5 separate regions of the Homo sapiens genome follow, and all the other regions are linked to region 3. Evidence: read pairs that join two places in POLR2A ChIA-PET (ENCODE). Cell type or tissue: MCF 10A. All regions are shown on one strand. Each heading gives the region's core, and the rest is flanking DNA. Links, peaks and the distances in the headings are about the cores only.

The links. ChIA-PET counts read pairs that join two places held together with the same protein. Peaks named below come from ENCODE experiments on the same cell type or tissue, not always from the same donor. Only the 100,000 strongest peaks of a DNase experiment are listed, where the experiment ranks them.
Region 1: POLR2A ChIA-PET joins it to region 3 with 31 read pairs; 7 of 35 experiments call an interaction of 5 or more read pairs at or near these places.
Region 2: POLR2A ChIA-PET joins it to region 3 with 46 read pairs; 7 of 35 experiments call an interaction of 5 or more read pairs at or near these places.
Region 4: POLR2A ChIA-PET joins it to region 3 with 11 read pairs; 3 of 35 experiments call an interaction of 5 or more read pairs at or near these places.
Region 5: POLR2A ChIA-PET joins it to region 3 with 11 read pairs; 7 of 35 experiments call an interaction of 5 or more read pairs at or near these places.

What each region holds. Positions count from the first base shown.
Region 1 is chrX:45,767,994-45,774,366 of GRCh38, forward strand. It overlaps MIR222HG (miR222/221 cluster host gene), which reads right to left and starts at 2,274. Exons shown (of 2, transcript NR_170290.1): 1 at 2,092-2,274; 2 at 1-1,959. In MCF 10A, for the core only: no CTCF peak of the experiment used is centred there; DNase peaks (open chromatin) are centred at 2,358 and 3,328.
Region 2 is chrX:45,747,296-45,753,668 of GRCh38, forward strand. It overlaps MIR222HG (miR222/221 cluster host gene), which reads right to left. Exons shown (of 2, transcript NR_170290.1): 2 at 1-6,373. Among named protein-coding and RNA genes, the nearest start is that of MIR222, 3.4 kb to the left of the region's middle. In MCF 10A, for the core only: a CTCF peak has its summit at 2,250 (motif pointing left); a DNase peak (open chromatin) is centred at 3,676.
Region 3 is chrX:45,511,876-45,518,248 of GRCh38, forward strand. The region is part of intron 2 of LINC01204 (long intergenic non-protein coding RNA 1204); the gene reads left to right. Among named protein-coding and RNA genes, the nearest start is that of LINC01204, 9.7 kb to the left of the region's middle. In MCF 10A, for the core only: a CTCF peak has its summit at 3,487 (motif pointing right); DNase peaks (open chromatin) are centred at 3,516 and 3,846.
Region 4 is chrX:45,805,565-45,811,937 of GRCh38, forward strand. No RefSeq gene overlaps it. Among named protein-coding and RNA genes, the nearest start is that of MIR222HG, 38 kb to the left of the region's middle. RefSeq lists a silencer at 1,270-1,359. In MCF 10A, for the core only: no CTCF peak of the experiment used is centred there; DNase peaks (open chromatin) are centred at 2,217 and 3,197.
Region 5 is chrX:45,754,969-45,761,341 of GRCh38, forward strand. MIR222HG (miR222/221 cluster host gene) reads right to left here. Exons shown (of 2, transcript NR_170290.1): 2 at 1-6,373. Among named protein-coding and RNA genes, the nearest start is that of MIR222, 11 kb to the left of the region's middle. In MCF 10A, for the core only: no CTCF peak of the experiment used is centred there; a DNase peak (open chromatin) is centred at 3,503.

The DNA of each region.
Region 1 (6,373 bases), core at 1,531-5,530, 260 kb after region 3:
ATGGATTTTAAATGGATGAGGAAAACCTAAAAATTAGAGGCTTTTTTCCAACAGGCACGGCAGTATTTATCCAGATTATTAAATCATCATGTTCTCCCCAAGTATTTACTTACATGAAATACAGAGTTGAAAACATAAGCTAGCAGTTGAATATAAATTATCTGTAAATACCTTAATGCTTTGTTGCCATTTTTCTGTCTTCAAGACTCTAAAAACCTATAAATTCATGTGCTTCAAGAAAACTAATGCCATTCCTTAATTAAGTCAAATTGACTTGTCATGTTCACAAGTTTGGATCACCCGTTTCCTGACTTATTGGAGGACCTGCCCTTAAGAGCCGTGCTTATCTTGTCTTTCTATTTCTTTAAGAATAAATACTTATGCAAAAGTCTTGAGAGCTGCTAGTCTGAGAAAACTGATCTCAAAAGTTATCCAAGTATACAAGAGGGGGAAAAAACAATTAATATATCTCACTAGATTCATCTCCCTCCCCCACCCTCATCCCACTCCACTGCTAAGAGAGAGAAATTTCAGCACTGCTATCCTGTTTTATTATACATTTTCCCTTTTGAGTTAAGGATTTTAAGATTTTGAAAGTAACAGAACAGGAACCAAAAGTAGATTCAACTTCCAATTTGGCTTAAAAAGAAAGAAATAATTATTATTTCCTATATTACCCAAAACTTATTCTGTTAATAACAGTTATAATTATATATTCAAATTAATAAATGAAGATTGCTAAAATTGCCTATATACTTGTTAGCAGTTAAAGAAGAAAAATTTTTTCCATTTGCTTCTATAAGTAGACATCACATGATTACTTCTATTGACCAATAAGAAACTAGTAAAATCAGGCAGTCACCCACCATTCTTTTCTAATGTTCTTTTTCTTATTCTATTCAACCTTTTCAGTATATTCTTAAGAAGCCAAATCAAGAAATTAGACATTCATGCCTAAAATAAAATTGCGTTACCTTATACATCATGAACAGGAACCTGTTGTATATAACACGGGTATTCAAAGCTTTATTGTCTTTTTCTAGAACCCTTTAACATAAAGGCAGCTCAGATTCAAGATTAGAAAACTGAATTCAACAGGCAGGAACACGCATACGAAACCAGTAAGAACTACTAATCACGACCTCTCAAAATGTCATGAACCATATAGATAGAAATAACCCCCCTTTTGCTGTACTAATGTAATCCAATAGAACAAACTTAAAATTCGTGACACAAATGTAAGAAACAAAAAACAAAAATCTATTGCCATTGTAATCTACCCTTCCCAATCAGGAGAGGTGTTTCCGACGCATTACTTGAACTTTCATTTTGTACAACTTTCATCTTGTAAGGTTCTAACTAAATACTTGACATCTTAATGCAGAGGAAAGGAAAGGAGGGCAAGTAGACTAATTCTGAAAGCATCCCTTCAAATTTCATACATGCTATTCAGACTAAATGGAAATCTACATCCATGGAAAGTTAATGTCGCAATTCTACTAAACAGCCCATTCTGATTTTATGTTTCTCCTCCACTAACAAGAAAAAATAAAACAACCAAATCTAGCTGTATTACATATGTTTAGCTAAACTGATAGCACTCAGCTCATTTTTGTTAATTACCTGGCTTCTTCTCAGTCTTTATGCGGTATTCTCGTGCTGCTCTTTTTTAGAACTCCTCACTGTTTATGTGTTCTCTGTTCAACACAGTTGTTAGGGGTCTGTGAACAATTTTTCAATTCCCACACACGCATATGATATCTATTAGGGAGCAATGCCACTTTTCACTTACCAATTCTGGATAAAGGAGTATTTCCTGGTGACAGAATGCTGCTGCTTCCGTTCACTAAAACTCCCTCTTCGCAGCTTGATAAATCTGATTATAAAACGTCTTTGTTCCAGATCACACGAGGCGCTTTTCCTACAAAAGTTTTCTAAAGAGTTATCTGCATTTCATTCCTGTGACAAAACAAATCAGAACAAGGGGGGTGGGGGGGGGAACAGGGAATAAGTCCACACAAGTTCCTGGCAAAGATTTTAAGCTGCATTTTTCTGAGTTTAATCAGTAACCTATATTAAAGTGACAGTTACCAGTTCAGGAAGCCTAGAGTTTGATCAAGTCGGTCACAACCACTTTGAGAGTCTTCCACTGGTGTGCGGACTCCAAGAAAGCAGTCACTTGGTCATCTATCACATGTGGCTGAATCACTGGACAGACCACCCCCGCCCCACACACCCCCAGCCCCCGTTGAGCAGCAGCCCAGGCAGGAGAGTGGCCGGACGCCCGACCCAAGACCTCTTATAGGGACCCGCCAATTAGCTGCTGACCAATCGCAGCCAGCACCTAGTACCTAAGTCACATGATAGGGCAGTCCCTATGACTGCAGGATTTCTGAATTACTGGGGTTACACAAAGGACACTCATTCAGGAAAAGAGAAAAAAAGCCATAAGCCGAAACAGAAAACGCCCAGGCTGCGACAACTACGGCTTTAAAACAGGGAACACCCCAGCCTCACACAGACAGAGAAAGAGCCACAACCAAGCCAGGATGAAAATCAGAAGAATGTCTGGCACATATTAAAAAATAATCCCAAAGCAGACGCTGAGTTTACAAACCCACTTCAGCTATAAATCTACTCCTCCTTCCCCTTCCTCTATAGTCTCCAATAATTTTACATTCTAAACTTTTTTATTTTAAAAAGCTCCAGTGAGCCTCTGCAAAACCGCTGTAAGAAAATGTGCGAGACACATGAGCCTCTCTTCCCATCCCCTCAAAATACCCCTGAAGGAGATTCAAATTGGCCATGAAAAGATTCCTAAGTGAAATACATTTCTTTTAAAATAGTTAAATAAATTAAGTGAAATTAAACATTGCCAGAACAGATTCGTATGGTAACTAACAAATCATCTCTCTCTCAATCATTTTAAACTGTACACATCAAGGACACTCTTGTTAAGTAAACGAGCCCACTTTGTGAACTAGATACCCATTTATTTTTATTTGAATGCCCCCAATTTGTCTCTTAAACACCTTTTATGTTTAGGAAGAAATTCAACTGCGAACACCCCTACCATTGCTCCGACCTCCAAAAATGGTACTTACAAATGTTCCTTGTTTGGATCTGTCGACTTCTTCTCCCCTCCCCCGACATTTGGAGTCAAAATATGGGCTCAACCTCATCCTTCAAACCTAAAGGCCCTATTTTGATCGTGCAAGACTGCAACAGCTCCTTCTCCCAGGCAAGCCCAGAACACTGTGCCGCTTGCCATTCCCAATTTATGGAAGGAAGTGTATGTCAAACAAACCAGGTGATGACTCAGACTGCCTCCTCCAGCCACGTTTTCCCTAGAATGGGAGGGTAGTTTAAGTGCAGCCCATTTGGATGTGACTCAGTTTTATTAGACTGGTGGCTGTAGCTAAGCTGACAAGCTCACATTTTTTTTAAATAACTTGTACATTTAGAGATCAGGACGCACATTCCAACTGGTTTCAAGAATTGAATCATGTAAACAGGAGAGATGCAAGATTATTTTTAAGGTATGGCAACGCTCTGGCTCTGTTCCCTAATATTTTAAATTTCAGAACTGTGCACTGAAATTTTTACAATGGAGGCAACCAAACGTTTTAATTCACACAAGAGTAGCAAACAGGTTTTCTACATTTAGGTTTACTTGAGGTCTTTACCATGAGGGACTTGGACTCCTTCCATCCTGAAGATTCAAGTCTCTAAGTCTGGGGCCCGCGCGGCGGGTTCTTCAGGAAGTGGTTGGGAGCATGAGAGCCATGTTGCAGCTTTCACTTTTGCATTTACTGCAATTCACACTCTAAGCTGAGCTAGTCACACACAGCACACACGTAATACAATCACATCACCAAAAAATCTGTACAGTCCTTTAGTCTCGACCTGCCTAAAAGCTGTGAAATAAAAACTTGAAAACCACCAGTGAAAATTCCAATTAAATATACTGACATGCCCTAGTAGTCTTCCTCTTCAGTAAAAACTTCACTACCAAGATGGGAGTGGCATTACATGGAGTAAATTGTTCCCAGGTATTATGTAGACAGGAAGAATACAGTAATAAGAAGGGCAATTCCCCACATGAAAAATCTGGAAGGCTTGGGCTGAGCAATTTAACTACAGTTATCTCTTTTCAGCATACTTCCTTTAACCTTCAGCAAAGTCAGCAACTGCTCTGACTAAGGCTTGGCATTTATTGTTGATTATGCCTTGATGGATAACTAGTTTTATTACAATACAGGAAATACATCCAACATTTGAAACACAGAAAAATGTTCAGATGTCTAATTTTCAGATTGGTAGATGAGAGCACAGAAAAGGTATACACACTGAAACCATGTATAACAGTTAATTCAGGAGTTGATTATTCACTTTATAAAAAGACTTCCTGCAGGGTTTTACTGGAATAAACACTACATTCAATTTACATACAGAATTAATTTTCAGAAATTAAAATCACACGAAACTATTTCGAGAGCACTTCCAAATTACACTTTTGAATTCTACTTTAACCATGTGTATGTATTTCTCAGTTATTAAAACTTATTCATACTTCAGTAGTAATGTATTAAGTTTTATTGGCTTAAAGACAGTTACCTTGCTAAGATACAGAACATAAAGTCTATAATTATATGGCTTTCAGTGGAAATAAACACAGGCTATGAAAATAGAATGTGAATAAAATGGAACATCTAAAACTCTGGCATCTAAAAGGACCTATGACATCTCTGAGGAGTCTAGCTTCTGGAGTCAGACTTGCTGGGATTTGACTTCTGGTTCTGCTGTTCCTAGCTGTGGCACCTGGATTAAAAAATGATTCTATGTTAAGTGCTGAGAACAGTGTCTGACAGAGAACTCTGGAGTCATACACATTTCAGTCATTCCCTAAGTAACACTTCTGAATGAGAAAAATATGATTCCATAACTTTTTAAAAAAAGAATCACTAGTAACTATTTTACTAATGTTGACAAACACGTAGCCCATCCATATTTTCCTCCTAAAGTTTCAGCAGTTGAAATACTCATCCAGTTTTACATCTGAGATCTGTTTGGGTCTTTCCTCTCCAAACTTCCTGGAGCCTGCTAAGGCCAGTGCAGAATCGAGCTGGGGCCAGCCAGAGAGGGCATTTAAGAACTCCAATTCCACTTTGCCCAGATGTGTCAGGACATTGGAAGTGTCATCAGCCAGGAAAGAAGGTGAGTGGGTCAGAGACTGGGGGCAACACTACAGCTCTGTTGGGGACAGAGCACTGCCCTTGACATTAACAAGGGCCCCTAGTCAGAGGCATGAAGAGATGGGTACAGACTCAGAAAAAAATACCCAAGATCCACTGTTTATTCGCTCCACAGGGCCGTGACATAAAACCCTACCACAACTACCCTAGGAGAAACCCAGAGAGTTGGGTGGGGAACCTCAGTATGCATTCTCCTCTATGCTGTCTTTCATTAAGAAATTGCATTTCTTAAAGGAGCAAACAGCATGCATTTCCATCTGAGAACTATATGAAGCTGTTTCAAGCATCCCACAAACCCCTCAGTAACAAAAGCTAATCGTTTCCAGTCAGCACATAACATATTTGAAGAATAATAAAAAGGACAGCAAGCAGACATCATCGAGGTGCAGGCAAGCTTTATAAATATGGAATTCCTCAAATATGGTGCTCGGCACTAGTGTGGGGGGGAATGGGAGTGAGGAGAAGTAGTTCTGTGTTTTGTTTGAGGGCGAGCAACTGCTCCAGTTTGTCTTTACCCAGGCAATGTTTTGGAGACAGATGGTAACATAATGGGGGAAAAGCCAGCAAAATGAAGAGAGGGTGGTTGGGATTACAAATGAGTGATGGGGGAAGGCTCCATTCTGTTCCCCTCCATGTCGCAGCCCAGTTTGAAGATGCACACAGACCTGATTCAACAGTTCAGTTCAAGGCTGGTTTGGAGCTCCAGCATGGAGCTTCCTGTCCACCGCCACTCCTGTCTTGGGTAAGTTCTAAAATACCAAACGATCCAACTGTGTCAGGCTCCCAGAAACCAAAGTTACAAGTCAGGGTAAAGACAAACAGCCTGGGTTGTAATACTGTCTCTGAGGCTATTACCTGTGGGGACATAGAAGAGTCCCTTCATTTCTCTAAGGCTTTCACTTCATCTGAAGAATGGGAATAAGCGAAAAAATACAAGCAAGGAACAGAGACTGCTGCCTCAATATGTCTGCTACCACCATCAGCTCTCTAAGGGTGAGCTGTCACCTTCAGTACTAACCTTACAGTTCCTCAGGAGAGAAACAAAAAACAATCTTGTGGCCGAGTGCAGTGGCTCACGCCTATAATCCCAACACTTTGGGAAGCCGAGGTGAGAGGAT
Region 2 (6,373 bases), core at 1,497-5,496, 240 kb after region 3:
TGACATTAAATAAAGTGCCACATATTTTCTTAGGTGCTGGAGATCCAGCAGCAAACAAAAAAAGTGGAAAATCTCTATACTTCTACAGCATACATGATTCCTTGTGACAAAATCTACAATCAATTATTTGGTATGTTTTGCAGTAAAATGGAAATATACACAAGAGAAAAACAAACAAGCAAACAAAAAACCAATCTACCATTTTATTGTGGCTTGGAGCATTTTTGTTGCTTCCTGTCACTTTAACTTGGGTAATCTAGCAATGATGCACATATGTAAAGTAAATTGCAGTTAAAAAATTCTTTCGTGTTACGAACTGAGGATAATACAGTTATTTTACCAAATATCTCAAACACCAAAGAAAATTACAGAAAATGCATATTATAATAAATATTCAAAGCAGGTGCTCACTAGCATGTCAGTTCCAAGCTTTCCTCCCATGATACAATGAAGGTAACAAAATAAGTCACAGGATTGGTGTTCTCTTTGCTATTCATTTATCCACCCCAGAAATACTTACTGAGTACCTTCAATAAGTACCTTTCAGTACCTTACTGAAATACTTCTGCGTGCTTTATTCCAGGCACTGGGAATGCAACACTGAACAAAATCCTTGCACTCACGGAAGTTTAAGTCTAAGATTTAAGGAAAGGGTAGAAAAAGACTGAAAAAAACCTCCATAGATATGGACGGTCATTTCATAGAGTAATGAAACAGTTAAGAGGAATGCTATTTTCGATAAGGTGGCTAGGAAAAGCCTCACTGAGGGCCTGGCATTTGAGTGGATTCCTGAAGTAGGAGGAGAAGAATCATGTACATACCTGGGGTGGGAAAGGACACCACAGGGAGAGGCAAGAGTCAGAACAAAAAGCACTGAAACAGGAAAAAGCCTGGTATCTTGGACAAGGTGTTCTTTTATTAGCACATGACCACATGGCCAATTATTGTTTCCTACTTTTAGGATTATTCTAGAAGGTAAATGACTATGCAACTTTTCTCCAAGTACACGTCTTAGAATCCTTTGCTGTGAATTTAAAATGCTTCAGCTATCACTTAGAAAAGATTTAATAAAGCTACTGTCAATTGGAAACTAGTACCATTTGATCGGACATGCAGCTATACCACAGTATGACACACACATATTTATCACCAAGAGAAAAGTGGCTTTTTAAAAATGTGTTAGCTATAAGAAAAGATAACCAGCTTTCTGGGAGCTCTAAATATATACATATCTAGGGAATGATTTAACTATTTAATCACAGATGTCTAATTTTAAGAGGCAACTCACTTGCCAAATTATAGTAATAGTGCTTCACCAGTGTGGTTAGCTCTTGGTGGGGGAGGATAAGGGTGGAATTTACAAGGTGAAGCAGGGGTTTTTTTGATTGCTTGCTTTTTTTTCTCTTTAAATAAGTTAAGGCCAATCCCATCTATGAAGTATATTTTGGCACTGCCTACAAACCAGAGCATACATACTGAAGTGGGGGAAAAGACCGTTTATATAGGTTTGGCTAAGTCTTACCCTCAATGTAAAATAAAGCATTTGTAGAACACACAAACTTACATTTCATAAACCACTAAAACTAACTGTTCATAACTCTACTTTTATGAATAAGACTAACAATTAAAGTGAGGCAAGGGTTTAGTGTGGTCACTTTCAATGCCAAAATACAAAAGATTATCTTTTATAAATCTTTACATTTAGATGAGAAAAGGTAAATTTTTAATTCTCAAAGGTATCTATTCTCCACATCTTAGTACTAAAGTTAAGGTGGTCTTTTGCCCCTTGTTTTAAATTTAATCTAGGTAATACAAATAGGAAAATCTGTAAATAAAATTTTATTAAAGGTTATTCTGTAAATTAGTGTCAACCACTAAACAATACTATACAGTTTTAAGTTTATTAAAAACACAAAGAATAGAATATGTAGAATATATAACACCATAGAATATTAACCAATAATGCATTTTCAGTTTAAAAATAAAAGGAAAAGAAAAGAAATAGGTTCAAACTAGAAATGTTGAGTTATATAATTCTGTTATCTAACAATTAAGATGACAACTAAGCCCCAAGGGTGAGTGATAGGACTGTAACCAAGGTACTTCTGCTCAAGTCCTAGTCACACTGCAAACAAACAAAACAAAAATAATAATAAACAAAAACTCCCATACATTCTGGCTAAAGACCATTTATTTGAGGTATGAGAAAGAGTTTAAAGGGAGGGAAAGACTATTAAAAGTTAAGCCTGCCACCTGCTGTTGGAAGGCCTGCTTTGAACTGGGATAAAGACCATTTCTTGAAATGTTAACCTAGAATTTGAAGAGCTTACACTCCACACGGTTAGAACAGGGGCAACCTATACACCAAACCAAGAAGTAAAGAAACCCATTGATGTTTAAAGCTACACTGAGAGAGATAAAAGTCACATTCGCATCAAAGTTCTACTGGAAATGAAAGAAATGCTGCTTCGTGCGTCATTCTACTGAAGGAAGAGTAGAATTACTCTGTCTTTTAAACTGATTACCTGGACAATTCTATTTTGCCCCCAAAAAGCATCTCTGACTTTAGAAATTATCATTTTTAGAAAGAAATTTTGACCCTAGGGACTATATGTGGAAGTAAATGAAGAGAGATGAACGATTTCACAGCATTGCCAGAATGCTAACTTTACCAAGTCAAAATTGTCTAATTCACTGTTTTTAACACAAATGTGAAAGAATCTATGCTTCTTTGAGTAAAAGAACTTCCAGATGCTTTCCAGTTCCATGATTTTCTATAACCTCACAAAGTCTGGCCCCACATGTCCCCCTAAACCCCATCCATGATATTTCACATATTTTTGTTCATGCACCAGTAGTTTTCTGTAACTAAATAGGAATAGAGTCAAATTCTATCACAATCATGTTTAGGGATTTGACAGAGCATAAGCCAGTCCACTATTCTAATGAAGTCAGAGTTTACTTTAGAAGTGAACAAAAACTGCCACCCACAGTGTATATCTCATGTTAAGTGATTCTTAACATATACACAAACACAGACACAAAACCAAAGGGATACAATGAAACTTTGAGAGATGTTGAATACATCCATTACCTTGATTATGGTGATGGTATCACAGGTGTTTGCATATATCCAAACTCATGAAATTTTCCACATGAAATATGTGCAGTTCTTTATCAATTATACTTCAATAAAGCTGTTTTTTTTTTTAAAAAAAGCTGCCTCCCACACCGTTAAGAACAAAAAGTCCAATTAACTCTAACTGTAGGCCAGGGAAGAAATGCACCCATGTATACACAGTGCGCCACAGGGTGAAATTATGCTAGAGGAGAAATCAGCCTTTTAAATACAGGTGTCTAATTAAAGTATGTTCTTATGAACTTGGATTCCTTCTGTGTTATGTTATGTTAGAGCAACTGAGCCAGGGTATCACCATAACCGGGCACGTGGTTGAAACCCGTCCAGCTCTTGCATACCTGAGATCCTGTGACTACACTGACCAAAAACATTTATACCAGCTGATGGTCACTTGATTCTCACATCTCTCTATTTAGTAAATTGCTCCGCAAGCCAACTTGAAGACTGAGGTGAACATTCTCTGGGACGTTCCTGCTGAAGACATTTTTTTAAAAGACATTGCCCCTGCCAGATAATTCTAGTCTGAACAGGCCTCAGAAGGGACTGGTTGGCACAAGATCCTAAAACAAGCTTCTAAAGGTGAAACCACTCAGAGCCCATAAAGACAGACTCAGACTAGTTTTTTAAAAACTAATATTTAACAATTAGGTGCATGCCTTTAATCCTTCTCAACGAAAAACAACATTTTTTAAACAATCAATAGATGAAAACATGAAGCATTTTACTCATTGCAAACACTCAGAGGAAAAGGATAGTTTTAACCTAAGTAACAAACAGTCTTTTTATGGACAAGTTTCAGAAATTAATTGCCCTAAATCCATGTACATATATATCTCTCTTTGTCCCTCTCCCCACACTCTGGAAGAAAACCCTAAGGCATTCTCTACATACAATGTCAGCAGTGTGCAACGATGGTGAGGAATTCTTGTCGTTTTTAAATAAAAGAAAGAGGAAAATAATTTGCATTCCATCAATGATAAGTAAAAACAAAAGAAGGACGTCAAAATAAAGTAACTTCTCTGAGCTTGTGAATAGCAGAAAAACCAGTCAGTTCTCTCAAGAATTCATGACTTAGAGACTTATTTAGTGACAATTAACCCATTACTACTCTATACTATTACCGAGGCCTTTCTGTGGATTTGGTCTCATTTTTAAGCCTTGTGCTATTTTCTAAAGGCATCAACATCGCACATGTCTACCATTGCAACCTTCATTTATAATCAGATCTCTACCAAGCCTCTGCTTTTGGCACTGTACAGAACTTCTTTTGTCATACAATGTTCTTATGGTACAAAATTCTTTGTGTCGTCTTCCTTGAATCTTCCCATCAAGTTTCCCTCTCCTCAGATGGACTGATGGAGGAGCAAAATTCGGCTTCTGAACACTGCCTGACAAGCACTTCCCTCCCTGCAAGGCCCAGCTCTCTTATAGGATGCTAAGGGACCTTCCTGGATTCCTCTGGAAAGTTAGCTGCATACTACTGGGGGCTGGTTCCCAGATCACTGAGTCTGTGGTCTCAGCCAGAAACACAAGACACATTGCTCTTCAATTTGTTTAGAAATGTGTCTCCCTGTGAGAATATGTGCTCTTTGAGGGTAAGAATCAGTCCCATAATTTTGAGATTCCCCAGGTACCAGCATAGTACACTAGATCATAGTCACCTTTTAGTAAATATTTGTCAAATAAAGAAATGTGAGTGAATAGACAGTAAAATGCCTGACACCTATACTGATACATTTCAAAAAACAACAAACACAAACACACACACACACACAGTGGAAGACTATCTCCATTCAGGGAAACTCTTGTATTTCTTCATCCTTTAAACATTTCTTGCTTTCTCTCTTAGTTTTATGGTAGCTTTCTGTAAGATTTGTGGGTGCTTATAAGATCATGCTATTTGTAAAAGAGTGTATGTTCCTTTTAACAGAAGTATGGACTAGTGAAAGCACTGTCTTAGAGTGTGTTTGTGTACCATCACAGGTTTGTAGCACAGAAGGGTCCTCAGGGAAATAAAATCTACTCCAGTAAAATGATAAAACTAAGACAAATGAACAGGTAATGAGGGAAGACCAGAAAGAGAACATCCATATATACAGTTTCTTTTGCTTATGATGGTTATCAGAAGCTCAACCACATTAGGTATCAATTATTATGAGTTCTATGACAGTATGTGGACTTTTAAAATTAAGTGGCTTATATAAATAGCTCACACCACAATGGAAGAGAAAGGAAGATAGTTAGCAGAAGAAGTGTGAAGATTCGGAAAGACTAATAAAAATGATTTTTAAATGATGAAGGGCTAAATGTATTTCCCGCAGATGCTATTTGATGACCTATCAGGTACAAAACACACACACACACACACACACACACACACACACACACACTTCAGCAAAGAGGAACAGGATGAAAACATGGATTCTACTTGTGTAACAAAGAGAAAATGGAAACGCTAATTAAGATTTTTAAAGAAAGAATGTTCTAAAATGTGTTAAACGAAGGGAAAGAGGGGAAATAGATATTTTCAAACTACGAAGAAAGACTACAGTATAAAGACCTAACCTACAAGTCCAGTATTTGCTCCCAGAGTGGCTGCCACACAGTGGACGTGTGATCAGTTCTTCAACAGGTTGTAAGGAAACCTCAACTGTTTTGGAGGAAATAACTCGGTACACCCCAAGGACCATGCAAAGCCTTGATAATAGCACAACAGCATCCTTCTACCCCTTCTTCTCTCCTTATTGGTTGATGCTGGACTGTATTTGTGCTGACAGTGGAAGGTTTTTTGACAACGTATGGACAGTTCTATAGAGCAAAATATAAGTATCTAGAAAAACAACATCAATATAATTAAAAATCAGATTAAAAATTAGGATTCAAAACACTAACAAAGAGGAAAATGGCAAAATATCAAGCACTCAGCTTACAATTGGAGATGGTCTACAACATGACAGTCTGGAATGTAAAAAGGAAGCAGGATATTGAAGAGGGAGCACCACCGCAAGTGAGAAAAGAGCCAGGGAGAGAGACGTCAGTCAATACACCAGAAGAGAAAATGGACATAGGGAAGCCCAATGCCCAGATACTCATCAATGAGGCAAGAGCTTCATGGGCGCCCACTATTATTAACTAGGTAGAATAAGAAGTTTACCAGGTAGGGAAAACCAGAAGGTGGGGAAGGGAAGGAGGCTGAGGAGTAACTCTTGGAGGTTTAAAAAAAATGTTAGAAAA
Region 3 (6,373 bases), core at 1,380-5,379:
TGATTCTACCCAGAATGCTTACTCTTCTGCCCACCCATAGAACCAACTCTGAATTCCTATGTAATCAAAGACATAAGCTTTTTTGATGAAAACCCTAGAAAGGTAGTACAATGTGGTGGTTGGATGTTCTCACTCATAAGTGGGAGTTGAACAATGAGAACACATGGACACAGGGAGGGGAACTTCACACACTGGGGCCTGTCGGAGGGTGGGGGCTAAGGGGAGGGAGAGCATTAGGACAAATACCTAATGCATGCGGGGCTTAAAACCTAGATGACGGGTTGATAGGTGCAGCAAACCACCATGGCACATGTATACCTATGTAACAAACCTGCACGTTCTGCACATGTATCCCAGAACTTAAAGTAAAAAAAAAAAAAAAAAAAAAAACCAAAAACCAAAACAAAACCAAAAAACACAGGTACTCACTAGGAAAAAAAAAGATTAATTATTCTTATGTAAGCTGTCTTTACGTAATAAAGCTAAATAAGTGAAGTGAATCCAGGTACTACTTAAATTTTAAGGAAACACTTTCAGAAAAAAAAATGTGGTGGTTAAGATTAAGGATCAGGGAAGTGAAATGCATCCCACCTTCATTTACGTTTTTCAACCCATTCTGTCTAGTGTGCGCCACTCCATTCTCCCTGGTCTCCCTGATTATACATTGTTTCTTTCCAGTTTCTTCAGGCTTGACCCCATGGTCAGTGACGGGGACTTGGCACAGGTAGGGAACAATCTCTCTGTGTAGCTTACTAGCAGGCTTCATTGCCTGTGAAGGTGCTCAGTCATAGCCCATGCAGCAACTCTGCATGGTTAGTCTGCTGCTGAAAGGATGCCTGCTTCTGCATCACGATAGAATTTAGTTGTGGTTAAAGATCCCCCCAGTCTTGAGATTCTGTGAACCTTCCTGCCTCCCACCTCTCACCTTCACCAATGACTGGCCCTCCTGAGTGAGGCTGACAATGGAATGTGAGAGGCAGATGCTGAAGTTCCCTCACCCTTCTCTTAAGCACTGTCTGTGGAGATGAGAGGAAGTTCATGATGGAAAGTCACCTCAGCAGTGAGTGGTTTGGGAGTAGTAAGTAGTATTCGTTTCAAATGCCAAACTTAATTTGAAAAGGTAGCCTCATAATGAATGTCACTGTGCATGGGAGTGTTCTCAGGGATGACTCCATTTTTCTGGGATGACAGGTGGGAAGAGCCACCCAGGACTTAACAATGACGCTTCTGTGTGACAGACTGGACAGAAATCAAGCATTCTCCTGAGGCCATGACTTTTATGTTTGTCTCATGAAGTCTGAGAGAGGCAGTAGATTGGAAGAGGGGGAGTTACATGCCACAAGCAACAGGGGGCAATCTGTTCAGCGATCAGGGAGAATGGAGTGGCAATAAATCCTTGCCTGAATGCTGCGGACAGGAAAACCATGCCCCAGATGGCAGCATAAACATTCCATTATGCATCAGATGCTTGGCAGAGGACATTTGGGTCCTTGCTTTCTTCCCCAGGCATCAGAACCTTCCCTCTGAGGGCCCACAGACAGAAGATAAGGCCAGATGCCAGGCCCCAAAGGACAGGCAATGAAGCATAGTAAAAAATGGGGGCACTAGGTGAGGATTTTAGGTCTAGTCCACTGTTTACCAACTGTGTGACCTTGGGCTGGTCTTTCAATCTCTCTGAGCCTTTCTGTCTTCATCTGAAAGATTATGATATGATTTCTACTTTGTAGGGATACAGTGATGGCTAGATGAGCATCATAGGTTGTGTTCTGCAGAAGTAGAGCTTGCAGTAATAATTCTGTGCCAATGATTTATTAAGAACGTGCCCCCAGGGGAGATCAGTAAGGCAGTGGGGGAAGTAAGACAGGGGTGAGAAAGAAGCTAAGCAAGTCTCAGCTTCAGCTTGATCCTGCAGGAGAGCTCAACAGGGTACATTATACACTCAATTAACTCAACTTGGAGGGTGTTGGCTTTCCTATTCCAGTCAGTTACCAGCCAAAAGCCTGAAGGTAAGGGGTGGTGGTGAATGTAAACTCCCAGGCATTTCCAGTTCTCCGTATCTGAGGGATGGCTCCAGGTTTGGTGTGGGCTGTTAGAAGCCAAAGGACGCTGAAGCTGGGAGAGGAGTTCATAGAAAAAAAATATAAGGAATAAAAGGATCTGGACCAGAAACTAAAAATTACAGTGTCTAAGGGAAAAGCCATTTCTTTCTTCCACTAAGCACACTGTACTCTGTCCTGGAATGAGACAGAGAATAGACATACTGAATGGTCCATATTAATCCCTTTCAGAATCGCCTTCACTGTGTGGTGCTTCATACTATGAAAGACCAGCAAGGAAAGACATCTAGAAACACATCGTATTAAGAAACATTAGGTTTGTTGAGCTAGTTGCCACAAAAGAGAGAATACAGAGGAATCCTAAGGCCCTTGGAAAGAGGGAGCAGGCAGGGGCCCCTCATTGGGATTAGGCTTACTCCAAAAGATTCTCAGGAGGAATTAGGAAGCAGGGACCAATTATGGATTGGACGCTCTCAAGAAGCAGGGGCAATTTTGTGTTTGGGCATCTCAATAGTTTTTATACAGAACAAATAAGGCTGGAGCTGTCACAGGTAAGGGAACAGCAGTCACTCATGTTATTCAGAGAAGGAGAACGTTTAGTTATTTTTGTGATTACTGGGTGGCTTTATCTTTATCTTGTTCCAAATATGATCATGGAATGGTCTTGTCCCAGCACTGTTTATGTTAGTTGAGAACATCATGGTCTGGCTGCCAGCAGGACCATTTCTCACTCTCTCTGGTTGTCGGCAGGGATGTATTTTATTTCCTTCCTCAATGGCATATACTTTTTTCTCATCAAAGTTAAAAGAAACAGCCCTGCTAGTTCTACAGCAGCAGTACAAATTCTAAGGAGCATGCTAGCCCTTGTGCCACCTGGAATATGGCACAAAATATCCCATAGGAATTTCATTCAAAATTTAATACCAAGAAAAAATATCTACTTAAGGAATGATAGTCTTTCTTCTTCATGATAGCAAGGTCTAGGCAACACATCCTACTTTTTTCTTCTTCGTCTGCCTTTTAGGATGCCCAGAGCCATATTTGAAGCTCCTTTGACCTTTTTGGTTTGCACATATGCAGTCAATTTTCTCCCTGATATTAATTTTCTATTTCTATTTGGCTATTTTTTTGTTGTTGGCTTCTTCAGATCAAATTGGTGAAGGAATGAATAAATTCTGCATTAAGCCATGTTGCACAGCTTGAAGCGAACACAAAATTAGATCGTGCATTAGTTCCCAGTTATTTTATGAATGTAACGTGCCTCTCGTAATTTAAGAGGAGAGCATCTATCTTTTCTTTCTTCAATTTCCTTCCTTCCCATAACATAGCACAAAGAAATGTTAAATAGATATTATTTGGAAACTTTGTTTTTGATGGAAGATAGTTTGGGGATTCTTGCAGGCAGACAGTAGAGGTCACCATGGAGCTGTGCATGATGGAGCGGCCTCTCATGGACCTGGTAATTTAGCTGGATCGGTCTGAAATTGCATGAGGTTTAATCATTCAATTCAGATGAGTATACTTTTTGCTCTGGTCATTCAACAGACAGCACTTTGTGATGGTTGCCTTCATGTCACTTTGCTAATACAGTTGTTTGGAGGAGAGAAAGCAGCTTTTATATATTGTTTATTGAAAAAAAAAAATCCATCTTAAGCACTAAGGAACTCTGGGAAAAATGGTTACAAAATGTGTTTACTTAAATATTGTGAAACGAGGATGGAAATTCGCAGTGCAGGGTATTTGTCATCTGCTCATGACTAGCAGATGGCCGCCTCCTCCTCATCCTCCTTTGCGAGCCGAGTGACTCACATCTTACAGGGTGTGCAAAATGAAATTTCGAAACTCTCCAGAGTAGAGGTGGCAGTGCCATAACTCCATGCAGGAGGAGTGTGCCAGCCAGATTACTTTGCCAGCCAGCATGCTGCCAAAACTTCACAAAATGTCTCTCATTGGAAAAAAAAAAATGCGTTTGGATGTCTCTCCACACATGTTCAATCCACCATCTCTGAAAGGATACAGGGTATATTTCAGGCTGTGGGGAAGCCTGTGTGGGTGAAAGGGAGCAGGTGGTCTGCCGGCCCGGAGCTGGGTAGTAATCATTTCTACCAAGGTGAATCACAGAAGATGGGCTCACCTGTTTTGGCTTGTCAGCCCCAGAATGTTTGCAGGTCTGCCTCCAGCCATCAACAGAGCTGTCATATGCTCTAATAAATAAGAGATTAAATACAGTTTAAAGAGATACAAGTCATTTACGTTCAAAGTTTTTCTTTTTCTCTTTTGTTTAATTAAAAGAAACTCCAGATCTGCTACACCAAAAAATAAAGGCTGTATTACAGGCAATTGTACTTGTTTTAAAAATAGAGCCCTGCCAGTCAGGTGGACTAACAGATAACTTGATTTTTAGCTGCAGATTCTACTTTCCTTCATCTGATAGCTAGTCACCGAAGATTTCTCCCTCATCTCCACCCCCCACCAATGAACTGCACCTCCCAATATTTACCCCTTTGTGTAGTATCCTCCTTTTGAAGTCAAAAGAAGTCTTTGAGCTTTCACCTGGGTCTCTTGGAACACGTGCTCTGGAGGAAACCCACTGCCATGTAGGAAGTCTGACTACCCTGAGACCTCTATGTTTTGAGGGAGCCACATGTCACATGAAGAGACTGCATGGAGAGAGAAATTCCTGGCAAGCCCCTAGGTGTTTCAGGCTGTTGAACAAGATGTGACTAAAGAAGCCATCTTCAACATCCAGCCTAGTTGAGTCTTCTGATGACTCCAGCCGCCATCTACTGCAACCACCTGAGAGAACCCAAGAACTACCTAGCTGAGCCCAGTCAACCCATACAACCATGACAGATAATAATACAGACGGTCCCTGACTTATGGTGGTTTGACTCATGATTTTTCAACTTTAAGATGGGACACAATCATTCACATTCAGTATGCTCTTTGACTTATCTTGGGGCTAAGTCTGAATAAACCCATCATAAGTTTAAAATATTACAAGTCAAAAGTACATTTTCAACTTATAATGGGTTTATCCAGATGTAGCCCCATGGTAAGTCAAGAAGCATCTGTAAATTATTTTAAGCCACTATGACGTTTTCCCCAAAACATAGATAACCTAAACACTGTGACACTTTACACACACACACACACACACACACACACACACACACGAGAGAGAGAGAGACAGTGAGAGAGAGATCAAGTGGCTAAACAGTAACTGATTAGCAGATTATGTTAAAACTTAGTAGTTGGAAGCACTTTTGTTGTGGCTTGAACCTCAAATATTTTCTAGGAGACCTTAGACTCTAGTGGTATGATGAACAGAAACTCGTGAGTATATATAACACAGTGAATTTAAAAAATGCTCTTTGGTGCTGCATGAGATGGGGGCATACTCTATGAAGCTAAGGAGTAGCAGAGAACCTGGAAGTAATTAAATACAGCAGTACACTTGTCAGCCGTGGGGCCTCCATTCTTTGTTTATGTTGAGTACCTAGCCATCTGAAACATGTAGGTAACTGGAAGATGAAAAAAAAAGGTCCTGACAAGTTATTTAGAGTAATGAAGAGAGAATGTTATCAAAAAAGATTAAAGGTTCTGTATTAGGAGAGCCTAGCTGAACAATGGTTAAGGAATGGCAGCATGCAAGAATGTTAGTGCCAAAGAGAAAGACACATATTAGTCATTTGTAGGATCGGGTTACAGCCAATGAGAGAGGGAGAAGAAGGGGCACAGAGAGCAAGGGAGTCAAGAGGAACAGACCTAGGATGTATAAATGGTAGCATTTTTAGGTTAAAATCTTTCCAGTCAACCACAACCGTTACATTGAAACAAGCAAAGTTTGGTGTAGCAGAAAGGGTACCAAAACACAAATTGGAAGGTCTTTGTTCAGCTACTAACAGGTAGTATAAACCTGGCAAGTCACTTATCCTCTCCAGGTCTCAAGAAGACATATCATAAATTATAAAGGATTTTACAAAGGCAAAATATTATTGTGAATTATAAGAAAATTAGGAGTTGTACTTTATGAAATCTAAACTTCCTTTCAGCTGTAAAATCTTGTGATCCTAAACTATGAAAACAGAAGACAGTTTTAAATTTTAAAAATTAGATAACTAGGCTTGTAAACTGAAGTATGTATAAAATCTGTTATTGAAATTAGGTAATACATATAGAAAAAAATTTAGGAAAGGGCAAGGATCTTTATTTTATTTCCTGATATATCCCAAGCATTTTGAACAATGCCAACACGTGGCAGGCACTAATAAAAATACTTGTAGACTACATTAATAAGCAATTCCTGAAAAACC
Region 4 (6,373 bases), core at 1,498-5,497, 290 kb after region 3:
AAAAAAAAAAAAAAAAAAATACCAGTACTTTGGGAGGCTGAGGAGGGAGGATCGCTTGAGGCCAGGAGCTCAAGACCAGCCTGGGCAACATAACAAGACTCCATCTCTATTAAAAAAAAATTATATATATCTCCATACCATAAGTATTTTGAATGAGAAAAATTAATTATGTATCATTATTTGTTATAAAGTATTAATTTTTTTAAACTTTATTTTTTAGGTGGTAGGCATATGTGTTCACTGTAAAATCTTTCAACTTTGCTGTAGACTTGAAGATGTTCATAAAAAATAGGAGGAAAAACTTATTTTTTGAAGTCGTATACACACAAAAATAGGGATTGTCAAAAGTCTCTTTAAAGTATTTCTCCATGTCTCCAAATTGGCCTCAACAAAGCAAGGAGTCCTTGGCTTCCACCTGCCTTCCAAAGGGATCCCTCACTTTGGGGAAAAGATTTGCCAAGGCCCTCACCTGACACACACCTGAGAAACAGCTGACTGCCCTGACAGTTGGCAGGGCTTAAGCGTGCAACTCCTCCCCAGCATTCTGTAGTGTAAAGGACAGGACCAGCTGTCACTGCTGTAAAATGGTGCACCTGGTCCTCCCTCTGCATCCCATACTCAACTCAAGTGCGTCCGAGGGTCTGGGGCCTGGGGCCACAAGGAAGCCACATTCTACAGAACGCAAGTACTTCCCCAGGCACTTCAGACTTGTCTGTCAGCTTTTTCTGAAGCTTTTCTGGGGGAAAAAAGAAAAAAAAATCTTTTTCTGAAGCTTTTCTCCTCTCCAGCCAGTCAGCTGCACACTGTCTTGCTTTCCGGAGGACATCAAAGAAGCAGAGAAAGGCAAAGCATTCCCTGACTCCCCTTAACTCCGGGCAAGATAGAGACATTTTTAGTGCTGTAGTGGAGACCACACACTCTACACCACATCCCAGCTCACAGACGGGCCCTAGCCAACTACAGGAAAAGTTAAAGAGAAGCTCCCACCCTGGGTTGCTTCTCACCCTTATCCAGGAATCCTAAGGGACGGGGAGGAGAAAAAGGCTCATTCTCACAGCTTGTACCTGCCAAAGACAGGCAATCACTAACACTGCAGCATCTTTGAGGACAAGGACCCCAGCCACTCTCAAAATCTGGCCTCTCCAGCTGTCTCATCATTTTGCTCTCAGGAAAAAACAAAGTTGAGAAAAAGTGAAAGTAACACTACGCATTTCAGATTCTCCCTATCAGATTCTACCCCAACCACGTGTTCTTTCAAGTCAAATCTTTGTCTTCGGGTTCTCTGGCAGCACTTCTTAGACTAAAGCCAGACCACAGAGCGTATTGCTGGTGTGGTTTTGCTTTAGCCAGAACTGCTGCTTCAACTCTGAGTGGAGCTGGAATCCATATAGAAGCTGATCTGTGAGAAAAACCCACAAAGTCCAATGGGAAAACCCATTAACTAACCTTAATGATCTCATAGGTCATCCATCCTTTCACGGCTCCGACAGCTCCTTTCTCGCCCCACCCCCTTTTCCCCTTATCTCTTCCCTCTAGACATTCTATGGAAGCACAGACAACTTTAGGAGAAAATGCCAACTTTATCAAGCTCTCCAGTGAACACTTGAGCACGTGCCTTAGTCTGTACCCCTAAGGGACAGTCTCAGAGACTGTAATACTAAGAGAGAGCCAGATGGGGTATATGAGGAGGAGGGTTTTGGATTTTGAAGGAGTGCAAACCTAAATTGCTTGTACTAGAATTTCAGTGGAGGAAATTCCACGTTTTGCAAGTATGAAAGTCTGATATTAAATATCACAAACAAAAATTCCATTTCTTAGCGTACATGTCTCAGATTTAATTTCTCTATGTTCTCTGTGGTTTGGTTGTTTTACCTCCCAAGAAAAGCTTTCGTGAGACCACTCTTTACAAAAAGACAAACTGCCTTCACAGATGAATGGGTAAACAAAATGTGGTATATGTACATAATGGAATACTATTCGGCCTTAAAAATAAGGAAATCTTGTCATCTGCTATAACATGGATGAACCTGTTGGACATAAAGTTACATGAAATAAGCCAGACACAGAAAGACAACTGCTGCATGATTCCCTTTATATGGGGTATCTAAAGTATTCAAACTCTTAACAGAAAGTACAATGGTGGTTGTCAGGGGCTGCAGGGGAGAGGAAAATGGGGAGTTGTTCAATATACTTTCGGTTTTGCAAGATGAAAAAGTTCCAGAGATCTGTTGCGCAACACTGTGAATATATTAACACTACTATACTGTACACTTAAAAATGCTTAAGGTGGGAAATTTTATGATATGTTTTTTGCCACAGTTTAAAAGGTACCACCTTCATGCTACATTTTGGATACTCTAAATCGCCAAGTCAGCATTTTGATATTTAAAAATAAAGCAAATATTTGGGTGACTTATATCTTAACTGAAAATGAAAACCCTAAAATTAAATTGCTTTGAAGATTCAAAAAGGATAATTAAGAAGCACTTGAAACCATTGCTTGAGCCAAACCTTGTCATTTTAAGCATGCATGACATTTTCATAGCAGGAAGGGTCCTGGCATTCTTCTCAAATGGTATGTGTGGTATGCTGAATCGGCTTCTAAATCAAACGAGGCTGCTGATATGTAGCCTTTTAGCAAAAGAAGGATATATCACAAGACAGCCTTAGAGACTGAACACTGTGGCTATTATAACAAAGCGGCAAAATGAATCATTCATGCGTAGAGGGAGTATACAAGCATTACTAGCTACGGCTACTTTTTGAATGGTTCCCGCACCGGTTCCCCCTCTACCAAACCTCTCTTTACTCTCTCATTACTGTAAACACTAATCCATCATCCGTTCCTCTGAAACGTAGACGTTTCTCTAAGGAGACAACATTTGTAGAAACAATAACTCTTAAGTTGAAAGAGCAAAGTGGCAAGGCAAACTTATTCACACAGCCTTCCGTTCAGAAAAGCTAAACTCAAAGGAAACTGCACAGTTCTAAAGCTCGTGATTTCAACTTTCCACTGTAAGAATTATAATGTAAGGGAAAGAATTGGAATGCTGAAGACTATTTCCCCTATAACAGAAATCTGATGAACATTTCTGTAACTTGGCTATGGAGATTAAAAAACAAGTACTATATAACTGAATTTCCCAATAGCTCATGACTCCTTAGCTTTTGGGATCTATGATTCAGAACATTCTCCTTTTGCATTTCACCAGAGGCATTAGTGAGGTATGTGAAAACATGAACAAGATAGGAAATATATTTGCATAGTTTCTGTATGATTTGCATACTCCTCCACAAACTGTAATCTATTGAAAACACACACACACACACACACACACACACACACACACACACACAGAGTAAAGGTTAGTTTCTGAACGCCATAAGGCATGCCATGATTTTTCTTACTTCTGCCCCCGTCTCAATTAATTTGTACCTAATGCCACTATCACTGACACAGAGTACCATCTTAGAGGTACAGGAGATGAAAAACCAAGGAGAAGCAACCCTGTGAGGCTTTGTCCAGGGCAAGCCTTCAGTGCACATACTGGCCTAAGAAAGGCTGCGGTAGGTACATACCCAGGCACATTCTGGCAGGGGTCTGAGAAATAAAGGAGAGAGAACAGAACTGAACTGCAACGTCATGGTTCAAGCAATAATCTGTGTCCCAAGCTATAATCAGCAAAGTCTCCCAAATTCACATGCTGTTGAGCAAAAGAGAGGCCTTAACTATGAAGTGTGCAAGGCCTGGCCCTGCCCTTCTCATCCCTCCTCATCCAAAGGCCCCCTCCTTGCTCATACTTCATCACCCATCTTCTCCAAATCTAGTCATAGGAGCTGCTACTAAATGACTCTACATGGTACTTGTTCAGGGAAGTTGAAGCTCTTGTCCTCTCGGGAGTGTGTTCCTGTTTTAACAAAAAGTATCAGGCCGGGCATGGTGGCTCACGCCTGTAATCCCAACACTTTGGGAGGCCAAGGCAGGAAGATCGCTTGAGACTAGGAGTTCAAGACCAGCCAGGGCAACAAACTGAGACTCCCCGTCTCTACAAAAAACTTTTTAAAAAATTTAGTCAGGCATGGTGGCATGCGCCTGGGGTCCTAGCTACTCAGAAGGCCAAGAAGGGAGGATCACTTGAGCCCAGGAGATCGAGGCTACAGTGAGACATATGATGGTACCACTGCACTACAGCCTGGGGAACGAGGCAAAACCCTGGTCTCAAAAAAAAAAAAAAGCATCAAAAATCTTCCATCAAGAAAGACAGAAGCCCTGGGTGAGGACTCCTAGGGGCCAGAGACAACTGCTCCCGATGGCCAAAGCCTGTTCCCACCCCCTGAGCAGCACCAGGCTCCTGACAACAGCCCTGATGCACAAGTGGCAGGGCTGACATGAATGAACTGCTTCTTTCTGGTACTGTGCAGTCATGTACACCCCCCACCCAACCCCGTAAACTTCTTCCCCCTCTCAAATCAGGCTGGGTGTGCCACATGGTGATGTGAACAGAGTACCTGGGATCCTCAGACCAGAGGTTCAAACTCAACACCAAAGCAGACAGCAGGGCCTCCTCAAACCAGCCCTCTCCCGTCCCTGTCTAAATAAAGGAACACAAGAAACACATTTAACAACTCTTAGAATGACCTGGCCCCTCTAGCTTTCTAGTGACCCGACACTAATACAAGACACTGCTATAAACAGTTCCAGAATTAGAATCAGCATCTGTATCTTGAAGCTGCAAAGAGAGAAGGGAAGCTTTGATTGGGTGTCCTTTGGGACATTATTTAGATCTAAGTGGCCAGGAAGAGGCACACTGTGCACATAAAACTGACTACAAGAATTAGGGACAATCCCAACTATTAATAGCCAACATTCCCTACAGGAGGGAAAAAAACAGGGAGGGGAGGCAAGGAAAGTGAAGGTAATACCAATTATCCATTATTGTGTAAATGACATAACTTCAGGCTTCACTTTCCTCACTACAACTTAGAGAATTCGCAGATTATCTCGGGGATAACTTACACTTATATAATGGTGGGTGACTACGGGCTTTATGGGTCCAACCCAGAGACCTAATTCAGAATTGTGGTAACCCACCCCACACACCATCTCTTCCCTCCCCACCTGCCCAAGAGACGGCCAAACCCCACAATTAGACAAAGGAAAAAGGAACAAAGAAAAATGAAGGACAAAGAATACTATGGTCAAGCTTAAACCACACATGGCCAGCAGAGATATTTTAAAGAGAAGACGGGAGAAAAAAAGAAAAGAGGGGAAAAAAGAAACCGAAGAGGCCACCATGCCAGGGACTTCACAAGGGACAGAGGATAAACATGGGTGTAGAAGAGGCCTTCCCCTTATCCCGAAAAAATGAAGAGTTGCACTGTTTTGTGGCCAACCCCACTTACCACCTGCCCTTTCTCATATTCTTACACATGCAAAAGTGCTTGGAAAACTTTAAACCAGCCACTACATGACACAGTTTGACTTTTACTATATCTCTCAGTCCCCAATGCTAACTACCCTAAGAATATGATTGAGGCTGATTAAAGTCCAATAAGAATATGCTAAATAATCACTCCCTTGTATGTATCTTCAACTCCCTTTCCACTACCTCACTTTGTCATCCTTGCCTGGCAAGACCAAATCCCTGCTTAAATCCAGTTCTTTGTCAACACCACGTCTGCACCCACTCGGTCCATAGTGATAGGAGAAAAACATACCCCCACACCAACTACTCACTTTATATTCATGGCCACCAAACTCAAATGGGCCCTGAGTGCTTTCTGATGATCATGATACATTTTACTGGCTCAATTACTCTCAGATTCTCCCCAATGACTATTTCATACACATGGCTCTCCTCATATCTCTGATGCCTCCTCGTTATCCTCACACTCGGCTTATCTTCCTGTTTCACTGAAATACCAGGCACAGTCAGAACAGACTTTCCACAAGTGCCCCCCCCCGCCCCCGCCCACCCATCGCATCTGTCCTCCTAGCTACATCTGTGCCTTTATCACTCAAGACAGGCCAGCTTATGCTCTAACAACAACCACTACAACCCTCAGGAGCTTAACGACAAAAGACAGTAAATGTTCATCATGGTCAGCTGAGGGATCTGCTCTACACTGCCCTTACTCAGGGATGCAGGTTGATTGATAATCAGCCAGATTCTGGAACATCACCAGTCACCATGGCATAAAGGAAAATAACTTTTGAAGATGTTTACACTGACAATTAAATGCTATAGCACAGAAATACGTGTCATTTAACACAATTCACCAGCCACAACCAGTTACATGATCCCAGCAAGCCATCAGAAGCCAGGAAGAAGAGTCCTACCATATGCCCACAAGTCAGAGAGTTGAACAGCTT
Region 5 (6,373 bases), core at 1,561-5,560, 240 kb after region 3:
CTGTAATCCCAGCACTTTGGGAGGACAAGGTGGGCGGATCACAAGGTCAGGAGCTCGAGACCATCCTGGTTAACACGGTGAAACCCCGTCTCTACTAAAAATACAAAAAATTAGCCGAGTGTGGTGGCGGGTGCCTGTAGTCCCAGCTACTCAGGAGGCTGAGGCAGGAGAATGGCATGAACCCGGGAGGCGGAGCTTGCAGTGAGCCGAGATTGCACCCCTGCACTCCTGCCTGGGTGACAGAGTGAGACTTGTCTCAAAAAAAAAAAAAACTAAAAATTGGGTACAGTGTATACTGCTCGGGTGATGGGTACACCCAAATCTCACAAATCACCACTGAAAAACTTACTCATGTAACCAAACACCACCTGTTCCCCCAAAACCAACAGAAATTTTAAAAAATTTAATTTAATTTAAAAGAAATCAATATATGAAAAAAGAAAAAAAAAAAAAAAAAAAAGAAGTGCCAGTCGGGACAGACAGAGAACTCTCAGGAAAACTGCTCATTTTGCCAATACATCAAATAGTTATTTAAAAAAAAAACAAAACATTTTCTAAAGTGTGTTAGAGGGCTAGTGAAGAGAGAAGGCCATCGAAAATGATGAAGAATAAGGAGGAGAGATGTACAGGCAACACAACCAAGGAGAAAAGGAGGATGCCAGACATGGGTCAATCTTGTTAGCTAAGTAAACCTCAATGGTATCTGCCTCTAAGCTCTGTTTGGTGAGTCTCTGGGACCCAACTAATGATGGTTTAGTGTCCTTTAAAGAAGAATTTAAAATAATCCAGTACATAGGATTTCTTATTGTGCAACTTTCCAATTCTGAAGGAAGCTATAGGGCAACTAATGTTAACTAAACTGCTATGTCTCCCTGTTGGGTTTGCAAAGCCACTCAGTACTGTGTGATCAGTAACCCAGGAACAAAGAGGGCAGTCACACAGTAACATCAACACCCACTGGGTACACAGAGTTGCCCACTTTTCATGACTCTTCCACGTGTAAGGGTCACAAACTTGGGAAGCTGGTGGCTGTGTTATTACCCATTTAGAAACGGGGAAACAGAGGATTAGAGGGAATTATCATCTTGAACATCTCATATTTTTAAAAAGGAACTCTAATAACTACCTGACAAATTGGTGAGTGAAGAGTCTTAGCCAAACACTCAATGACAATAGTTTGAGGAAGAAGCAAAGTGTAGTAGTTAGAATGGTGATTTCTGAGCAAGAAGATGGGGGCTCTGTATTCCTGGCCAAGTAGCTTGGCTTCTCTGGGTCTCAGTTTGCTGCCAAAGCAAACGAGGATAATACTGATCCTACCTGTAATAGGACCATTGAAAGGATTTCACAGGATGAGGTTTATGAAAATACTTTATAGTTAATAATTCTACATCATATACCTGAAATTTGCTAAGAGAGAAAAATCTTAAAACGTTCTCACCACAAAAGATAACTATGTGAGGTGATACATACGCTAATTAGCTTGATTGTGGTAATCCTTTCACAATGTATACATATACCAAAACATCATATTGCACACTGTGAATATATACAATTTATTTGTCAATTATACCTCAATACAGCTGGAAATACATAAATTTTCATGCACTGTGTAAATATGAGAGATTTATTTCTCCAACAATGATAGAATCTGAAAGTGGGGATTTTCATGTCTTATCTTTGCAATCTGAACACAGCAACTTTGGATGTCTTAGCCACATTGCACGGTAGACTGCTACAGTAAGTTTGTTTAAGTGCTAATGCTTAGAAGTCGGGCAGGCAGCTGGAACCACCATGCTGGAAAAGATACTTCCTGAACCACTTGTTCAAATGCTTTGTAAACAAAAGGGACTAAAGAGATCCCATTTATTATGTTCACTGTTTAACTTTGGTTTCTCATCTGTACTAGAAGGTCGTATTTCTGTCCTCAAACCATTAAAACTCTATCAGGTTCCCCCCTCCCCCCAAGAAATGCTGATTTTGCCAAATAAGGGCATTTTAAAGCCTTCCATCTACTATAACAATGATTTCTTATTTTAAGTTTTTTTTAAGAATTAAGGAATAACTGACATACGATAAACTGCACATATTCAAATTGTATAATTTGATAAGTTTTGACATATATACACCCATGAAACCATCAACACAAGACAGAAATTATCCACCAGCCCGGAAGTTTTCTCGGGCCTTTTTGTAACCCCTTTCTTGCCACCCCCATCTCCCCTACCCCAGGTAACCACTGATCTGCTTTCACATTTTCCAGAATTCTGTATACATGGAATCATATGATATGACTCTCATGGGTTAGGGTCATCCATGTTATTGAAGGTATCAATAGTTCATTCCTTCTTATTATTGAGTAGTATCCATCATACAGATACACCACAATTTGTTTATCCATTTACCTGTTGATAGACATTAGGATTGTTTCCAGCTTTTAGCTATTACTAATAAAACTACTATGCATATTCACGTACGAGTCTTCAGGTGAGCACATGCTTTCTTTTCTCTGGGAGTGAAACAGCTGAATCATATGATAGGTGTATGTTTGACATGTTTGTATCATTTTACATGAGAGTTCTAAATCCTACACATCCTTACCAACAGTTGGCATGGCTGGCTTCTTAAATTTTAGCCATTCAGATAGGTGTGTAGCAGTACCTCACTGTGGTTTTGACTTGTGTTTCACTAATGACATTGAAAAGATTTTTTCTTGTGCTTATCTGCCATTTGCGTATCTTCTGTGGTGAAGTGTCTGTTCAAATCGTTTACCCATTTTTAAATTTTGTTTTCTTATTATTGAAAATGCCATCAGTTTTAATGAGTGGAGCAAGACTGGTAACTGAGAACTGCAACAAAATTTTACAATTCATGATACCCAAGAGGATAAAAAAATTCACAAAGATTATTTTCCAAAACTTGTGTGGAGCGAAAATATTCTCCAAATGTTATGACAAATCTGAACTTCTTTTAAAGCTTGAAAAGGATTTAATGATATTTTATCAGTATTGCTGCTAAGTCTGCACAGGTTCAGACTATTAGTAAACCAAATAAGCATATTTCGATGTACTCTATCGGTACCCAAACCATCTTAACCTCTCCTTCGTGCATTAGTTCAATTACCCAAGCATCTATCCCTAAGCCACATTTCACACTTTGCACTAATTATACTCTAATCCCATAGATTCCATTTTACTAATTATTTCTTATGTCAAATTTGTGCCCACATTCAAAAGGTGATGAAGGCCAAAACCTCTATCGCATTTTTTTATGTCAACAGTAACAGATAAAATGTGATCTACAAGCATGAAGATGAATTCTCCTTTCCGATCCATAGAGAATGCTAGATTTGAGGGCACCTACAGGCTTTGAGGAAAAGCAGGCCCCATTCGGTTGTGTAGAGCCATCGGTTCGTAGCTCAATTGTTACAGTTGATGTGGGTTTCCTTTTAGATGTCTGGAAAATGACTCTGCTGACCACATCCACATTCTGAAATACTTTTTGAGAACTTGTAACCAAACTGCAGGAACTGACTCATTTTGCAGTGCCCAGCCACCACACAATTGTTCCAGAACAGACTCAAGTCAAAGGGAAAAATATGAAGGTCTTAGAACACAGACAGCAAGTTGTCTACTTATATGGGGGGACAACCGGGGGAAATCCCAGAGCACATGGGGCAAAACGGCTCAAGCCCCGGACCAATCTTAGAGGAAGGACCAAACAGAACTCACCACTTCGTGGACAACACATGTGTTTTCCTCAAAGCAAGGGGGTCAGAGGCTGGTAGAAAAAGAAACTTAATGTCTATCTCTTAGACACTAATCTACACTTAGAAAGTAGATTCAGTAGAGAAATGTCTGCAGAAGACTCGGGTTAGATGTTGTCTTGAAAGTCCATTCCTGAATTCCTTGTACTCCCAGCTCCTCTGAGATGGGATGCTCAGTAAGTCAGGAGTATGCCCCTTGTCTTACAGGAGATAAGCCAGCAGGGACAGCATGTCCAAGATGCTAGGCAGAACTGAGGCTGACACTTGAGCTTAGGACCAGAAATTCTCTGGCTCCCCTGGGGCTTCTGTACATCCTCTCCTGGTCCATTTTTACATCTTTCTCTTAATTCCCAATGTGTCTCACCCAAGGGGGTCAGTTTCCCCATGATGTCCCAAATCTTTCTCCCTCTCTCAATGCAGACTTCTTACCTAAGGGGAGGATGAAGAGGAGCAAACTAAGCTCTCCTCCACACAACACTCTATGTTCCCAAATTACTCATTTCTCTACCCCACAAGTGAAACTGATTTAGTCAGTCAGTTTCAGCCAAAGGCGGTGAGGAAATCCGGTCTTGTTGAACTAAACTATAAATGACAAAACCAATAATAACTCTTTTCTGCAGGTGGGTCCCTTGCTAAAAGAATATGAGGGTTAACCCAACCCAAATCTATCATTGACTAATAGAAAGGCTATGTGATAAGAATTAGGTATAGAGTCTCAGGCAGTATTTCAAGTAAGATAAACCTGGACGACACCTATAAAAGGCTATCAAGCCCCTTTCTAAGCCCTGTATGTTGTCGATATAATTACATATACATTTTATGTCTGTTCTCACCCGTGCAATGTCTCTTAACATGTAAACTCCCAGATGACAGAACTTGCCCATTTCCTTAGATTTAGTAAGGGGCATTTAGTATCCGAGTATAATAGTGAAGTAATGACAGGGGGCTGCAATCAAATTATGGCAATCAACTCTACCTTTAAGAAATTACAAAAATGTTTTTAACACAACTTTACAAGAGAAAAGGTACATAAAACAATTTTACCCTTCCCACCTGGCCAATTGCCTTTATTTTTCCACACTCTCTTTGTACCTCCAATAAAATAAGTACTGTATAACAAGACTTCTTAACCTGTACCAAACAGTAAGTTTTCATACAGAATTTTAAAAAGGAGCTTATCATCTGACTGAACATAAAACTAAGAATTATTTTAAAATGAAAGCACTTTAAACATGGATTTAAAATCCCTTCAGTTCAAAATTCTAAACTGCTTGTTACTGAGTGCAAAAATCAGCAAAGATATGCCTTATGGAAGATGAGTTTTTGGCAAATTTAAATCAAATCAAAACATTCCACAGTTAGACATTCAGGTACCCCACATCTCTCTGAGGAGTAGATGTGATAGGAAGAATTGCCCACTTTGCGCTTTTTAGCTGTAATTGTGCTTCAAATAGTTCAACTTTATCTATCTTTGCTAAGGTTTTCATAGCATAATAATTTAAATTACAAAAGTAGCATTTTACTGCAAGAAGGCCTTACACGGCTTGTAAACACTCCAGTTATGAGGCACAAGGGGCTCGACTCTCCGGGATCCCTACAATAAATCACATAGACTCTCAGAATACCATCTTCACTCTCTCTAGTTATCATTTCCTACCTTCCAAACAGCTTCTTACTGTGGCCAACAGAGTCCTACCTGATCTGCCATGATGTGTCTCTTGGACACACAAAGCCTGCTCCCGTCTCTACTGCAGTTACTTTTTTATTTTCTCTGCCTGGAATCCTCTTCCTCCAGACACTCCCACAGCTGATTCCTCACTGGCCTAATAACATCAAAGAGGCCTTCCTATTAGCCCTGGTTAACGTCGCTCTACCCCTGATCCCCAGGTACTCTCTCTCTGACACAGCTTTATTTTTCTCCGCAGTGTTTACTAACACCTGCCGTATACTTATGAGTTCCATCACCATCAGCCTACCCGCTCCATGTGAGCGGGGACTTTATTCACTGCTGTATTACCAGACCCAGAACTCTCTAAGGCACATGGTAGACATGGTAGATGTATAATATATTTTTGTAAAATGTACATTTCCCATGTGGTGTCTTAGTCTGTTGTGCTGCTATAAGCTTATGAAATTTAGTTGGCACCTGAGACAATTTTTGTTAACACCTTACCAAAACTCCAAACGCCTCAAGGGCCAGGTGGACAAGAGCTGTAGGAAAGTGATCACTCCCCCAGCAGTAAAAAAAGAAAGCAGGAAAAAGAACAGTTTCTCTATAATCTCCCTGCTACCCATGCATAGCAAATAAGGGAAGGTCTTTTGGAGTATGGATGTCAAACGGAATGGGGAGAAAGGTAGATATTCACTGTCATTATCAACCTAACTTGTCCTGAGGCCTCCTTATTGGTTTTAACACAGAGAGAGAGAAGAGCCTTGAAATACTGAGACATTCTTTTAGAGTGTGAGTGATTTTGTTTTTGTTTTTAAATCTACTTCAACATTTTCTTCCCTTGGGCCATATATACCCACTAATAATGTAGACTTCACATTTCATGCTGAAAGACAAAGCATTTTCATTGCCTTTGCTGGTATGGTCAAACTTGTTTCAGA